2 separate regions of the Homo sapiens genome follow, and region 1 is linked to region 2. Evidence: chromatin contacts called from ENCODE Hi-C or POLR2A ChIA-PET data. All regions are on one chromosome and are shown on one strand. Each heading gives the region's core, a stretch centred on a gene start or an enhancer-like site at or near the end of the contact. The rest is flanking DNA. Distances are from core to core; before and after follow the strand shown.

Region 1 (7,440 bases), core at 872-3,371, 39 kb after region 2:
TTCATGAGTAAAGCGGACTTTATATTAATACATGAGTAAAGCAGACTTTATATTAATATATGAGTAAAGCAGACTTTATATTAATATATGAGTAAAGGGGACTTTATATTAATACAGGAGTAAAGCAGACTTTATATTAATATATGAGTAAAGGGGACTTTATATTAATATATGAGTAAAGGGGACTTTATATTAATACAGGAGTAAAGCAGACTTTATATTAATATATGAGTAAAGGGGACTTTATATTAATATATGAGTAAAGGGGACTTTATATTAATACAGGAGTAAAGCAGACTTTATATTAATACATGAGTAAAGGGGACTTTATATTAATATATGAGTAAAGGGGACTTTATATTAATACAGGAGTAAAGCAGACTTTATATTAATATATGAGTAAAGGGGACTTTATATTAATATATGAGTAAAGGGGACTTTATATTAATATATGAGTAAAGGGGACTTAATACAGGAGTAAAGGGGACTTTATATTAATTCATGAGTAAAGCAGACTTTATATTAATACATGAGTAAAGCAGACTTTATATTAATATATGAGTAAAACAGACTTTATATTAATATATGAGTAAAGGGGACTTTATCTTAATACAGGAGTAAAGGGGACTTTATATTAATATATGAGTAAAGGGGACTTTATCAATACAGGAGTAAAGGGGACTTTATATTAATTCATGAGTAAAGCAGACTTTATATTAATACATGAGTAAAGCAGACTTTATATTAATATATGAGTAAAGCAGACTTTATATTAATACGTGGGTAAAGGGGACTTTCTATTTACTTCATGTTTGCCACCTCCAGGGCTCTTCACGTCTTTGTGTGGATCTGAAATTCCATGTGGCATCATTTCCCTTCAGCCTGAAGGGCTTCCTTCACATTTATTTATGTACAGTTCTTCTAGTGATTCATTTTCTCAGATTTTGTTTATCTGAATGCTTTATCTCACCTTAATTTTTGAAGGACTTTTTTTTCCTGCAGAGTGTAGGATTTTGAGCTCACAGTTCTAACACTCTAAAGATACTGTTCCATTGTCCTCTGGCTTGCATTGTTTCTGATTAGAAGTCAAAGATTTTGTTTGTTTTGAGAGGGAGTCTCACTCTGTCACCCAGGCTGGAGTGCAGTGGCACGATTTCAGTTCATTGCAACCTCTGCCTCCCTGGTTGAGGCGATTCTCGTGCCTGAGCCTCCTGGGAAGCTGGGATTACAGGTATGTGCCACGATGCCTGGCTAATTTTTGTATTTTTAGTAGAGATGGGGTTTCAGCCTATTGGCCAGGTTGGTCTCGAACTCCTGACCTCAGGTGATCACCCGTGTTAGCCTCCCACAGGGCCGGGATTATAGGCATGACCTGCCATGCCTAGGCTCTTTGGATTGTTTTTATGTATCCATCTTCAAGTTTGCTAACCATTTCTTCTGTAGTCCAATCCTCTGTTGGACTCATCTAGTGAATTTTAAATTTTAGATATTATAATATTTAGTTCTAGATTTTTTAATATCATTTCCCCTTCCATAGTTTCCATTCTTTTGAGAATCTCTATCTCCTCACTCATGTCTTTCTCTTCTTTTAAATCTTTCTCTTTGAATTCCAACATCTGTGTCATCTCTGGCTCTGTTCTATCAACTTCTCTTCTGGTTAAATTTGCCTGCTTCTTTGCATATATAATAATTTTTATTGTATGCTGAACATCATGGAGGCTATATTGAGAGTTTGGATGATGTTGTCATCTTTAAAGATGGGAAGTTTTGTTCTAGGAGATGGCTGTCAGCTTGAGTTTAGACTTTGCGAGGGCAGGTTCTCAAGCAATCCTTAGCCTGTGGCTAGGATAGTCCTCCTGAGACCTGCCTTACTGGGGTTGTCAGCGAGGTCTTTCCACTCAAGCTGTTTGGGTCACACAGTGTCTTCCAGCACTGTTTTACCTCCAAACTCTTTCCTCCATGCAAAACGCTTTGTCTTGGCCAGGCCTTGTGAAGTCCTTCCTATACGGCTCAAGGGAACTCCTGTACAGATTCCTGGGCTCCTTTTCTTTGCACAGCTTCCTCCTTTCTGTTCGCCGCAAGTTGCGGACACCTCGGCAGCCCCATACTCCCCGCTCTGCTTCTCTGCCTGTTGAGACATCTGTGCTGGGTTGAGTCCCCACTTCCTTGTCCTGTGGTTTGGAAAGTACCTCCCAGCAGAAAGCTTGGGTGCACGTGGAAATATCTGTTGTGCAGTGCCTGAAAACAGTTCATTTACATTTCATCCAGTTAAACAATTGTTTATAGAAGGAGGATGAGCCTGACGGACACCCGTGATTTTTATCATGGCTGGGAGTGGACGCCATGCCCTGCCTTGGCAGCATCCTGCCTTCCCACTTGTAGTGCCGTTCCCACCACACCCTCAGTCCCATCAGAGCCCCTCGTTCCTCCTGGCCCCATCCACACGCTACATCTCAGTAATGCGTCCCTGATCTGCACTCTGAGCCTCACCCGTCCTCCCCTGATCTGCACTCTGAGCCTCACCCGTCCTCCCCTGATCTCCACTCTGAGCCTCACCCGTCCTCACCTGATCTCCGCTCTGAGCCTCACCCGTCCTCACCTGATCTCCGCTCTGAGCCTCACCCGTCCTCACAGGCGTCTTCACTGCTTGTGTGCCCTCTGAAAATTCTCTGTGGCATCTGGCACAACGTGGCTTCAACAAAGGTGGATTTATCTGAATTGGGGCTGAAGCAGTGGGAACTGCTCTCACGAACCACTCCTGGTCTTTCAGTTGGGCCAGAGCCGGCATTTAAAGGCGTGGAGGGGAGTCTGGACTGTCAGAAATTCAACCTCTTTATTTTCTAGATGAGGAAATGGATCCAGAAAAGTTTCATAATGTATTTCAATTATGTCATTTATTTATTTATGATTTTTTAAAATTTTGAGAGGGAGTTTCACTCTTTTTGCCCAGCCTGGAGTGCAGTCGTGTGATCTCAGCTTACCGCAACCTGCACATCCCAGGTTCAAGCGATTCTCCTGCCTCAGCCTCCTGAGTAGCTGGGATTGCAGGCATGTGCCACCATACCGGGCTAATTTTGTATTTTTAGTAGAGATGGGGTTTCTCCATGTTGGTCAGACTGGTCTCGAACTCCCAACCTCAGGTGATCCACCCACCTCGGCCTCCCAAAGTGTTGGGAGTACAAGCGTGAGTCACTGCGCCCGGCCTATTTATTTATTTATTTATTTAAAGTATCAAACAGCAGCCATGAGTTAGGCTCTGGGGATACAGAGAAATTGCTTTGCCCTCAAAAAGCTCTGAGATGGTAGAGTGGGGGAAATAGAGGAATAAACGAGTGGCATCCACTCAGGACCCTGCGTGGTGTGAGCTTGCCGGGGAAAGCCTGGTACAGGCAGGGAAGACCTGGAGGAAGGCAGGGAGGCTGAGCTGTGAGGTCATCGGGAGAGGGCCAGGAAGGGGCACGTCCATGCCACCGGGAGAGCATGTGGAAGGGCCCCAGGGGCCCTGCGAGGACAGTTTTGAGGGTGCACGTGGTGCCCTGAGGATTTGGGGCAAGGGCTGGCATGGGAGGGTGAACTCGATGGGATGGCAGTGAGGAGCAGCAGGAGGTTCCAGGCCAGGGCAGGGTGATCCAGTGTGTTGTTTCTGTCCAGCCACCGTGGCTGGACAGGCCAGAGGAGAGGGGGTGTGGGAGGCAGTGGGCAGCTGGGAGCTCTTCCAGAGAGGGGGTCATGGGATGAAGCAGAGGAGGTGGGCTCTAGGGGGACTCAGGAGGTAGAAGGGGAAGCAGACCCCCTCCCCACAGCCAATTTGCTGTTCCAAAGCTGAGACCAAGGCCCGAGGGCACCCAGGGAGCGTGTGTGCTGCCATTCACCCTGCATCTGTGCTGGTGCTCCGGTCGTGGTGCCGGGATTTGCTCTCACTGGTGAGGGAAGAGACTTGGGTTCATGGAGGGGCAGAAGGTGCCATGCCCTGGCTCACACAGCACACGGGCAGGGCTGGGGCCAGAGCCCAGCACTCGGACTGCAGGCAAGTGCATGGCCTCCCTGGGCGTCCACCCGCACTGCAGGGCTGAGCTGAGCAAATGTTAGTGGGTGGCCAGAGCTGCACGTGCACACACACACTCAAGCATGGGTTCCCCCCCACAAGTTCACACACACACTCACGTGTGGATTCACCTGCACTCACATGCGTGGGTTCACCCGCACGCATTCACACACACATGTGTGGGTTCACCTACACTCACACTCATGCTTGGGTTCACCCACACGCACTCACACACACACGCGTGGGTTCACCCGCACTCACACACTCCCACACGTGGGTTCACTCGTATGTATTCACACGCACACTCACGTGTGGGTTCACCTGCACACACTCACATGCACACTCACACGTGGGTTCACCCACACGCGCACACACACAGAGCACACTCTGGCGCATGCATGGACACAGTCAGGCCCGTGCTCTCTGAGGTCCGATGGAGGGCATCGTTCTGGGAGCTTCCCTGACCCCTGGGTGTCCCGCGCCTGCCCTCTTCAGTGGTGGTGGAGGCCGGGCAGGCCGCGGTACCAGTGGGAGGAGAGGCTGGCTATGGAGTTGGTGCCTGGCATTCTTTCCTAGCACACTTGGGGCACCTTCCCTGGCAAGGTCAGGCAGACAGGCCAGGCTAGGCCTCCTGTCAGGGACCCAGCAGGATGCCACGTAGCAGAGGCACCAGCACATCCCAAACTGGCCGTGCCCACGGCCTCGTGGTGAGAGCAGGGCCACCAGCCAGGAACCAGCATGCTGGCAGGAGGTGGGAAGAAACTTTGTTTTTGGCTGCGGCCTCCTCTGTCCTGGAGAAAGTGGCCACAGGGCTTGTAGAGGCAGGTGGAGAGGGGCAGGGCCTGTGTTGAGGCCGGGGGGCCGGGTGTGCCTGGGAGCACAGCCCCCACCTGCTTGCCCCTCCCCGGCCCCCTCTGCTTCACCCGGAGCTCCTTCTCTCCCTCCTCTGCTCCTGCCCCTGCCGTCCGTTCCTCTCTCTCCCTTCAGATTCATCCTCTCCTCCTGCAGCAACAAAGAAACCACTGCCACCCCCGCCCCCACCGCTCTCCCCAAGACACAATGCGAGACCTGTTTATCAATTTGCCACTCTCTCTCCTCGCCGTCTCTCTCCCCGCCTTGTTCTTTATCTTTTTCTCTCTCCTTCCTCGTCCCCCTCCCCCTCCCTCCTCTTCATTCTCTCTCTCTCTCCCTCTTGAAAAGCAAGAGAAATGGAAGTCAAGATCTTCTCCTGGTGATAATTATTGAAAAGTTCAGCACAGAAGCAGACAGCGATGCTGCAGGGGGAGGGGGATATTAAAATGCATGTGCACAGCTTGGCTTTGCAGCAGATGTTGGCATAATTAGAGAGGAAAAAATTATGAAATTAATTTGCGGTTCAATGTAAATTTCAGTGATGGGGGAAAGCTGGGCTCCAGTCACCTCATGAGCACAGATAGACATGCACATATGCACACACGCACGCACACGCACACACACATGGACACACGAACACACACACACGCACACACGCACACACATGAACTTGCACACGTGCACACACGCACACACACATACACGGACACCCCAGCCGCCAGGGAAGGGGTAATTGTCAGTCTCGTGCAAGGAGAGAGGATCTGGCATGAGCAGCAGGGTGCCGGGAGTAGAGGGTGGGATTCTGCCTCTTAAAAGCTCAAAGGCAGGGGACAGCGCCCCTCCCCAGGGTCCCAGGCTCACATCCTCAGGTACAGGGAGGGTGGCCCCTGGCTTAGGACTAAGCCACAGGGCTCCCTGAGTGTTCCCCACGCTTCCAGTGTGCAGGGCCCTTCTCCCACTTCCAGCAGGTGAGGACAGGTAGAGGGGTGGACGCCACCACACCAATGAGAGGAGAGGAGCTGGGAGGTGAAGGCAGTGCGGGATTTGGAGGAGACAGTGACGTTGGCTGTTCTGGGGGATGTCAGGCCGGGAGACGAAAGGAGGTGGCAATGGAGAGTCATGGAAAATTCTGGAACGGGGGCGGTGGGAACGGCGCTGCCTGGGACTCTCGAGCCCCTTGCTCAGAGGTCACCTTCTTCCAGCTGTCCTCCCTCTGTGGCTCCGAGGTCCTTACTGTTGCTCCCGCCCCCACCCCCAGGCCCCCAGCTTCGCTGAGGCCACACACAGGCAGCCCCACCAGGAAACCCTGGCTCTCCCCATCCCCCTCATCCTGCCCTCCACCATTCAGCTGACTGAGGGACCCTCCACACCTCTTTCCCTATCTGCTCCATGAGGGCCAGGTGGAGGCCAGATGGGGGCTTCCCACCTGCTGCCCGGGGTGCTGTGCCAAGGACAGGAGGAGAGGTCTGTGAATGCAGCCCTGCTCTGCCAGTGTCAGGACACCCACCCTGGCTGAGGAATCACCCCACTGTCCCCCTGCCGGCCTCAGGACAGCCACCCCGGCTGAGGAATCACCCCACTGTCCCCCTGCCGGCCTCAGGACAGCTACCCCGGCTGAGGAATCACCCCACTGTCCCCCTGCCGGCCTCAGGACACCCACCCCGGCTGAGGAATCACCCCACTGTCCCCCTGCCAGCGTCAGGACACCCACCCCGGCTGACAAATCACCCCACTGTCCCCCTGCCAACCTCAGGACACCCACCCCGGCTGAGGAATCACCTCACTATCTCCCTGCTGGCGTCAGGACACCCACCCCAGCTGACAAATCACCCCACTGTCCCCTTCGGGGTCCCCAGCCAGAGCCTCAGACTCCGTAGGCTCCATCCCCACCTGCCAGGTCTCTTCCTTCCTCATCCTGATGCATTCATAGTGCGATGCTAGGCCTTCTCCTCCAGGAAGACTTCCCTGACCACCCTCTGAGGGCAGGGTGCCCACAGTCTGGATCAGTCACGGCCGGCTGCATTATCAATGGGGCCTGTGCCCTGCGCAGTCCTGAGCTCGTCTGCGCGGGGCTGCTGGCCTCTAGCAAGGTGCACCGGGGTGTGAGGTGCAGGCGGAGAGGTGCGGGCAGGCTAGGGGTTTGCTCCATTCTCTTGGCCGCCTGAAAGTCATCAACGTGGCAGGTTCTCCGCTGACCCTTCTGGACCCAGGGAGGCTAGGAGATGGACCCCAAGAACCAAGTGTTAGAGGTTGAGACACCCCAGGAGACGGGCGCTGAGAAACCACAGCCCTGCAGTGAGTGCTGGGCAGGGAGGGGTCCTGCCTGTCCCCTGTAGTGTCCTGAGCCTGATCTCCACTGTCCTGGGGTGGCTGAGGAGCCCTTCTGCAGGGTGCCGGACAGCGGCTCCAGTCCTGGTCGGGTCAGTTTTGCGTTTTGGGTGGTGCCCCATGGTCCCAGTCACCCGGCTGTGGCTTCGACATGACGCAGGGTAGGGGGGTGAATGTGCTTTAAGGAGGCCCCGGCCCTAGGTGGACACAGGCGC
Region 2 (6,967 bases), core at 2,711-5,210:
TGGGAGCCGGGGCCATATGGCCCCTCTCCCGCCTGTACTGCCTTCGAGCGGGGGCGCTGCCTGGTGGGGCCCCCAGGGGTGTCTGCGGGGGTCGGACTTGAGTCCTGCCGGCCCCTCGCTGGCTGCTGCCCGCCCTGCCATCTGTCAGGTGGGGCGAGACCGTGCCAGCTGCCCTGGCCCTGAGGAGGCCTTGAGGGCATCTGAGGGGCTTGGGCCTGGCGCCAGCCCGATGGGTGTGTGCATCTGCAGCCTTGGCAGCATCTGGTAACTTCCCTCTTCCCACTCTTGGCCCTATCCCTGGTTGGGGAAGAGCCAGGTGCTCACCTGCGGCCCTGCATGGTAAACCAGACGGCGGCTCACAGGGTCATCTTGGCAGGGGACCCTCTGGCCACACAGAAGACTCGGAATTCCTGGCTCTTCTCTCCCAGCCCACGGCGGCTCCTTCCAGAGACCCTGAGAGACCCCTGGCACCCTGGGAGATGGGAGCAGAGCTGGGATCTGTCCTGGACGCAAGGGATGCCTCCCCTCTAGAACAAGCACTGGCTCCCCATGTCCCATCAGCTGAAGGCTACATCAGGTTCAGCCCTCACAGCCCTGAGCGAGCTGCCCTCCTGTGCCCTCTCCACAGCTGGGGCTTCCCGGTGGTTCCATACGGAAGCCCCTCCCTCACAACCCACCACCCCCAGCTCCAGTCACCCGTCCTCAGTCATGGTAGTGGGTGATTTGGGCTGTGAGGCCCTGGGGGGTGGCCCAGTGCAGCAGCGGCAGACGGGGCACTGTGGGGGGCTCCACGGGGGTGCTGCTGGGCCCTCTCCAGCTTCAAATGGAAAAACACAGGCCTGCGTGGGGCCCGTCCTGAGGTTCTGGACTGGGTGTGTCAGTCAGTGACGTCATCAGGGACCCTGGCCCGCTCCCTCTCATGCCTTGTCGTGGCCTCTGCCAGGCCCGCTGTCATCCGGCCTGTCGTGGCCTCTGCCCGGCCTGCTGTCATCCGGCTTGTCGTGGCCTCTGCCCGGCCTGCTGTTGTCCGACCTGTTGCCTCATGGTTCCCAGATGGGTGCTGCAGCTCCAAGAGTCACAGCTTCTGACCACTGCGTTCAGGGAAGGAAGAGAAAGAGCCAGGGAGGAAAATCTCTTCCAGAAACCTCATGCAGTTCTCCCCTTTCAGCTGACTGGCTAAGCCGGGTCTCACAGCCGTGTCTGGCTGCCAGGGAGCTGGGAAAGTTCTGTGGGGTCCCTGCCTTTCGGGGGGATAAAGGCAAGGGCTCAGAGGGAACAGAGTTAGCCGTGGCCATGGAAGGAAGAGCAGAGCTTCCTCCAGGCTGAGTGGGGCCGGAACACTGCTGGGCCCAGCTCTAGTCGGCGGGAGGCTGTGTGCTGTGTTGGGGAGCGGATTTGGCACCTGAGTGTGTGCCTCAGTGACAGTACCTGTGCTCTGGGGCTCAGGATGGGGTGACAGGACAGCACCACCCCAGGTGTGGACAGCAGGCTTAGACTGGTGATGAGGGGGCTTGTCCTGGGGAGGGCCTCAGGCAGCTCTGTTAGACCCAAAGTAGGAGAGCTTCTTGCAACGGAGGCCTGGAGCAAATTCACGCCTGCAGAGCGGAGGAGCCCTCCTCTTCCCAGGTGGAACCCCACGTGTACCTCTTCTCCGAGGAGGCTCCTTGGGGAGCTGTGTGGATCCTTCCCACTTTCCCTCCACCTGGGGCTGCCTCTCTCCCCTGCCTAGCTTCGAGGGATGGGGATGGTGGCTGGCTGGGAGCCCTGTGTCCCCTCACTATGATGGGGACCCTCAGCTGTACCCGCCTGAGGGCTGCAGCCGACTCATGGTGCCCCTTGCCTGGCTGTTCCGAGGAGTCCGGAAGAGGCTCACTTCTACATTTGCCCTGAAAATCTCAATTTTTGCTTTAAAATGCAGCAGCGACTGGGCAAGGTAGGGCTCACGCTTGTAATCCCAGCACTTTGGGAGGCCGAGGCGGACAGATCATCTGAGGTCAGGTGTTTAAGACCAGCCTGGCTAACATGGTGAAACCCTATTGCTACTAAAGACACAAAAATTAGCTGGGCCTGGTGGCACATGACTGTAATCCCAGCTCCTCGGGAGGCTGAGGCAAGCGAATCACTTGAACCTGGGAAGCGGAGGTTGCAGTGAGCTGAGATCGTGTCACTGCACTCCAGCCTGGGCGACAGAGTAAGACTCTGTCTCAAAAAATAAATAAATAAAATGCAGCAGCCCTGGTCCCCTTAGGAACCCTTTCCTCCACAAATACCCCTGTTTACCTGAACACAAGGCTGGGGGCTGTGTTTCTTTTGTGTCCCCAGTGCCTAGACTCGTACCAGGCACACAGTAGGTGCTTTGTACGTGTTTGTAGAAGGAACGAATGAACAGTGCCCCTGTGATGGGCCCAGGGAGCCCAACGTGACCCACACAGCACATGCCTGATCACACGTGGGCGCTGGGGGGCGTGTTATGTGTCTGCTTGTTTGTAAATGTGAGTCTTTTCTTTCCAGACAGACTGGAGCCCGAGGGTAGGAATTTGTTTTTCCAAGACTCCAGACTCCAGCCCATGACAAAAGCCAAACACACAGCTGGCGACCCGCGGGCCCGGAGCTGCCTGGTGACTGGGATACCCCAGGCTGCCCAAACAACTGGGTACCCTGGAACGTGGCGGCCTCGTGGATTCTGGAGGCCGAGGCCTCCGCATCCTGGTGAGGTGCATGGCTTCTCTCTGGGCCTGCTGTGTCTGTGATGTGGGGCTCCCTGACCGCCTGGGCCTCAGTTTCCCCACCATCCTACAGGGATAACGGGGTATAGTGAGAGAAAGTCAGTTGTTCTCTGCAGAAAGCACCCCGGGCCGGGAGTGCTGGGGGCGGGCTGGGACTCTGCTGCTGACGGCTGGGCGACCGTGGGGACGTCTTCCTGGGCCACCTCCGCATCCCACCCCCGGGGTCATCGCCTCTACAGGGTGGGGCTGGGGCTCTGAGTCTGCAGACAACTCCACATCCGGCAGCCCATCTCTGTGCCTGGGAACTTCCCCCAGTCTGCCCAAGGTGGCCCGAGAGATACTGGGCAGGGGGCTGGGAGCGTTCCTGCTGTGACAGAGGCAGTTACCCGGCCTGCTTGGCCTTCCTCTGAGTTTATCTCCCATAGCCCAGCCAGGCCGCCTCCTTATCACGGCCACGGTGAACTGGGGGCAGGGGTCACAGCGTCAGGCGCCCCTTCAAGAGGCTTCTACCCAAATCCCCAGCCACCCCGAGGTACTCCTTCCCCAGGGGCACCTGGAGTGTCTCCCATCAGCTGCCTGGGTGGGCTCCCAGCCCCCCATCAGCTGCCTGGGTGGGCTCCCAGCCCCAAGCGCGAGAGCCCTGTTCCCTCGGCTGCCTGCGGCTTCCCCCACCCCCACCGCCCAGGGCTGTTTTGCTCTCACACCTGTGCTCTGAGTCTCTGAGTCGGTTCACATCAGCCCTCGAATCTAACCGAATCCAAAAATATGAAGCCGGGGCCCATCTGTCGGCCAACTGATGAGCGCAAATGAGCTCTGGATTTCAGACGAGGCCGGCAGCCGGTCAGGGATGTTAGGAGCGGCACCTGCTGCCCAGCTTCCCTGTCCCCCTCTCGTTCCTCAGCCCCTCCCAGCCCCAAGATCCTCTGGAGGGGCTGGCTCCTGCTCCACCAAGTGGGAGGAGTGTCCTGGGGCCTCCACAAGAGCCAGGCCCACCAGCTGGGACCCTTTGCTGTGAGCCTGTGCTCAGAGCCCAGCCCCGGGCTGCAGCTGGGCAGGAGCTGGGTCCGCTCTGGGTGGAGACACTGGCAGCACTGCGGCTGCCTCACAGCCTCAGCACTTGCTTCCCCCTGCCGGGAGCACCATCCCCAGGGGCCCCAGGACTCCTTCCCCTCCATCCCAACACGTGGTTGGGACTAAACAATATGTTTGCAACTTGTTTTGGGGTTCACATGAGGGTTCCATCTGCTTCATGTAACGGATGCCCTTACTGCTCTTATGTCCAGAGGGGGTGGAGAGGAAACAAAGCAGATGCCCCTCCCTCCTTCCTCCCTCCCTCTTCCCTCCCTCCTCCTCCCTCCTTCCTGCCTCCTCCCTTCCTCCCTCCCTCCTTCCTCCCCCCTCCTCTCTCCTCCCTCCTCCCTCCCTCTTCCCTCCTCCTTTCCCCTTCTTCTCTTCCTCTCTCTCCCCTCCTCCCTCCCTTCCTCCTCCTTCCTCTTTCCTCCTCCCTCCCCCCTCCTCTCCCTCCCTCTCCCCTCCTCCCTCCTCCCTCTTCCCTCCCCCTTCTTCTCTCCCTCCCTCCTCTCTTCCCTCCTCCTTCCTCCTCCTCCCTCCTCCCTTCTTCCCCTCCCTTTCTCCTCCCTCCCTTTTTTTCTCCTTCTTCCCTTCTGTGAGAGCCAGAACCAGGGGCCCAGTGAGGAGGCTGTGGTTTTGGAGTCTGAGGTTGGGGCTGGACAGGGGAGGTATGGCTGGCAGCTGGGAGGAGCTGGAATCTGGCTGTAGCTGGGGAAGAAGCAACAGGACCGTCCGGCAGATGAGAAAACTGAGGTTACCTGGAGTCGGTCGGCCCTGCCCCTGCCCCATAACGTGCCCCCCAGGCACCTGTGCACGAGGCTTCTCTGTGGTCAGCACCTGTTCAGCTCCAGGGATGGCCGAGGGAGCCCCAGGACCAGGAGTCTTGGTGGCTCAGGAGGAACTGGGCCTGTCCAGAGTCCTGGGGTCCGAGAGCACGGATGCTGAGGCAGGTTCAGCCCTTGCTGGACAGGTCGGAGACCTGCTTCCAGGCCAGCGAAGCCCAGGGGGCCTGTCTACCACCCACCTCCCTCAGCTCCTGTCCTGGGCGTTTTGCTTTGGTACCAGGACCGGGCGGTGGCATGGGCTCCACTCCCTTCTCCCATGGGACGGATGAAGCCACTGAGAGCCAGGGTCTCCCAGGCAGGAAAAGGCAGCACCAGAATTGGAACCCAGTGCCCCCTCAGTGCCAGGCATCCATGACCCCAGTCCCCAAGTGGCTGAGCCGTGGGACCCAGATGAGACCTCCCTGCGGCAATTGGGGCCCCGAGCTGGGCGGCCCTAAGGCCACAGTCAGGCTCTCACAAGCGGCTTGGGGCAAGGGCTCCCCCAACAGCAAGCCAGGTTTGGGGCCTGGCTGGGGATCCCTGGCTGTCCCCAATCCTCGCAAGCCTGTTTGCCCATCCCTCAAATGGGGATCAGGAGAAGCCAGTTCTCCTAGTGTTTGCATTGAAATCTGCCCAGGTCTGTGGCTTGCGAGCCTTTCTGAGCACAATCTACAGTGAGGAAGGCATTTTATCTCCTCACAATATTCACGTGCTCTTGTGTGTTCTGCAAATGACACAGCAATGCCACTTAGACGCACGAGAGTCTATGTGATTTCTGTGTGCGTGAATGTGGGATCTGTTCACGCTCACACGTGGCGGACAGCAGCCCTTCCCCTTCCCCTTCCCCTTGGAGAAGTGCCGTGGCTTCCATTTTATTTACTGTAGCATTTCTTTTACCTTTGCACTGTGAAGTGCACACGCCCTTGGGGCAGCAGGAAACAGAGCAGGTGGGACGCCCTGAGCCCCTGCATCCTCCACGGCTGCCCCAGGAGGTGGCTTCAGCCCCAGCACGAGCTGCGATCACATCCCTGCTTTCTCCGTCGTTTTAGGCCTCTGTGCGTGTCCCTTCCTCAGCACAGCGTCGCCTGCCTGTGGCCGGGACCCGACGTCTTTTTCGCCTCCTTGCCTCTGAGTTCTGTTTCGTGTGGGGGGTGAGTCTCAGGCTCCCACGTTCCTGCCGCACAGCATTGCTGGAGGAGACATCTCCTCGCTTCATTTGTCTGTCCCGCCAGGCTGCTGTGGGACGTTCACAGTCACAAACTGCAGCGTCATAGGAAACGTACCTTTGGCCTCTGCCCCAGTTCCTGGCATGGAGCTCCTAACCCTTAGCCTTTCCGGGATGCCAGGAGCATCCTTTGTTCTACTGAGGTACCCATGGGGGCTCCTGGATGGGGGCTGCACATCAGAGAGCCCCCCCTAGGATTAGAAGCCTAGAACTCTCAGCCCCAGCCCCTGGGAAGAAGAGGGCTGGGACGCTGAGGTCATCAGGGGTCATGCTTATGTGATGAAGCCTCAAAAGAAATCCCTAAAAGACAAAAGACAGGACTTGGGAGCATCCAGGGTGGAAACACATCAGTGCCGTGAGGGCGGCCACCCCCACTCAGTGGGGACAGGGCTCCTGCGCTCTGGAAGCTTCCGGACCCCACCCTACGGACCCCGTCCTGCGAGTCCTTTGTAACATCCTCTATAATAAACCAGCATGTGTAAGTGTTTCTGAGTCCTGTGAGCTGGCCTAGCACACACCAGACCGGGGCTCAGGGCTCACAGGAGTCTGGGTTTACAGCTGGTCAGTGAGAAGCACAGGTGGCCTGACCCAGAGACTGGCGCTGAAGTGGGGGCAGCTGCAGGACAGCCCTGGGCTCCCCGGGTCTGCGGTGACTCAATGTAATCAGGCTAAATCGTAGGGCTCCCCACGGTCATCCACAGAGAGCTGGAGACTGGCTCTGTGTGGAAAGCTCCCACGTCCAGGGCCCCGGAATGAGTGGCTGTCTGAGAAAGGAGCTTGTTTCCCTCTTCCCAGACCCAGTGCCCGGCATCCAGGCACACACAGTCTCTCTGGGGTACACGGGCACCTCGTCCTGGGGCCTGTGCCTCTCAGCACCCACACTTTCCATTTTATTCTGTCTCACTAAAAAAGGCTGCTCACGATCCGCTAAATGGGTTCGCGTCCCCTGCAGGGACCGGCCACCCCCGCAGCCTGACAAAGGCTGGCCTACAGGTGCCGGGAGGGCCGAGGGGTGGCCCTCGGGCACAGGGTGACACTGCAGCCTTGGAGGTCCCTGGGACCCCAGCCCCATCCTGCTCACCCAGCCTCTCACCCCTTTTAGCCATCAACGAAAGGGGCAG

The links. A loop is a pair of places that touch in the nucleus more often than their neighbours do. ChIA-PET counts read pairs that join two places held with the same protein, here RNA polymerase II (POLR2A). Pooled maps may share reads with other maps.
Region 1: a loop to region 2 is called in a pooled map, with 1.8 times the contacts of the local background. The contact joins two enhancer-like sites. A Hi-C loop is called at or near these places in 7 of 168 maps with a recorded cell type or tissue (ACHN, B cell, Caco-2 and 3 more), 3 of 37 single-sample maps with no recorded cell type and 10 of 50 pooled maps. POLR2A ChIA-PET finds 5 or more read pairs at or near these places in 6 of 52 experiments (A673, GM12878, Panc1 and 3 more).

Annotation. Positions count from the first base shown.
Region 1 is chr16:89,030,035-89,037,474 of GRCh38, forward strand. No RefSeq gene overlaps it. Among named protein-coding and RNA genes, the nearest start is that of CBFA2T3, 57 kb to the left of the region's middle. RefSeq lists enhancers at 2,066-2,125, 2,136-2,195, 4,405-5,291, 7,414-7,440. Within about 2 kb of position 2,122, at least 5 of the 41 ENCODE cell types and tissues checked have a DNase peak (open chromatin) inside an H3K27ac peak, as active enhancers do.
Region 2 is chr16:88,989,516-88,996,482 of GRCh38, forward strand. No RefSeq gene overlaps it. Among named protein-coding and RNA genes, the nearest start is that of CBFA2T3, 16 kb to the left of the region's middle. RefSeq lists an enhancer at 1,474-5,100. Within about 2 kb of position 3,961, at least 2 of the 41 ENCODE cell types and tissues checked have a DNase peak (open chromatin) inside an H3K27ac peak, as active enhancers do.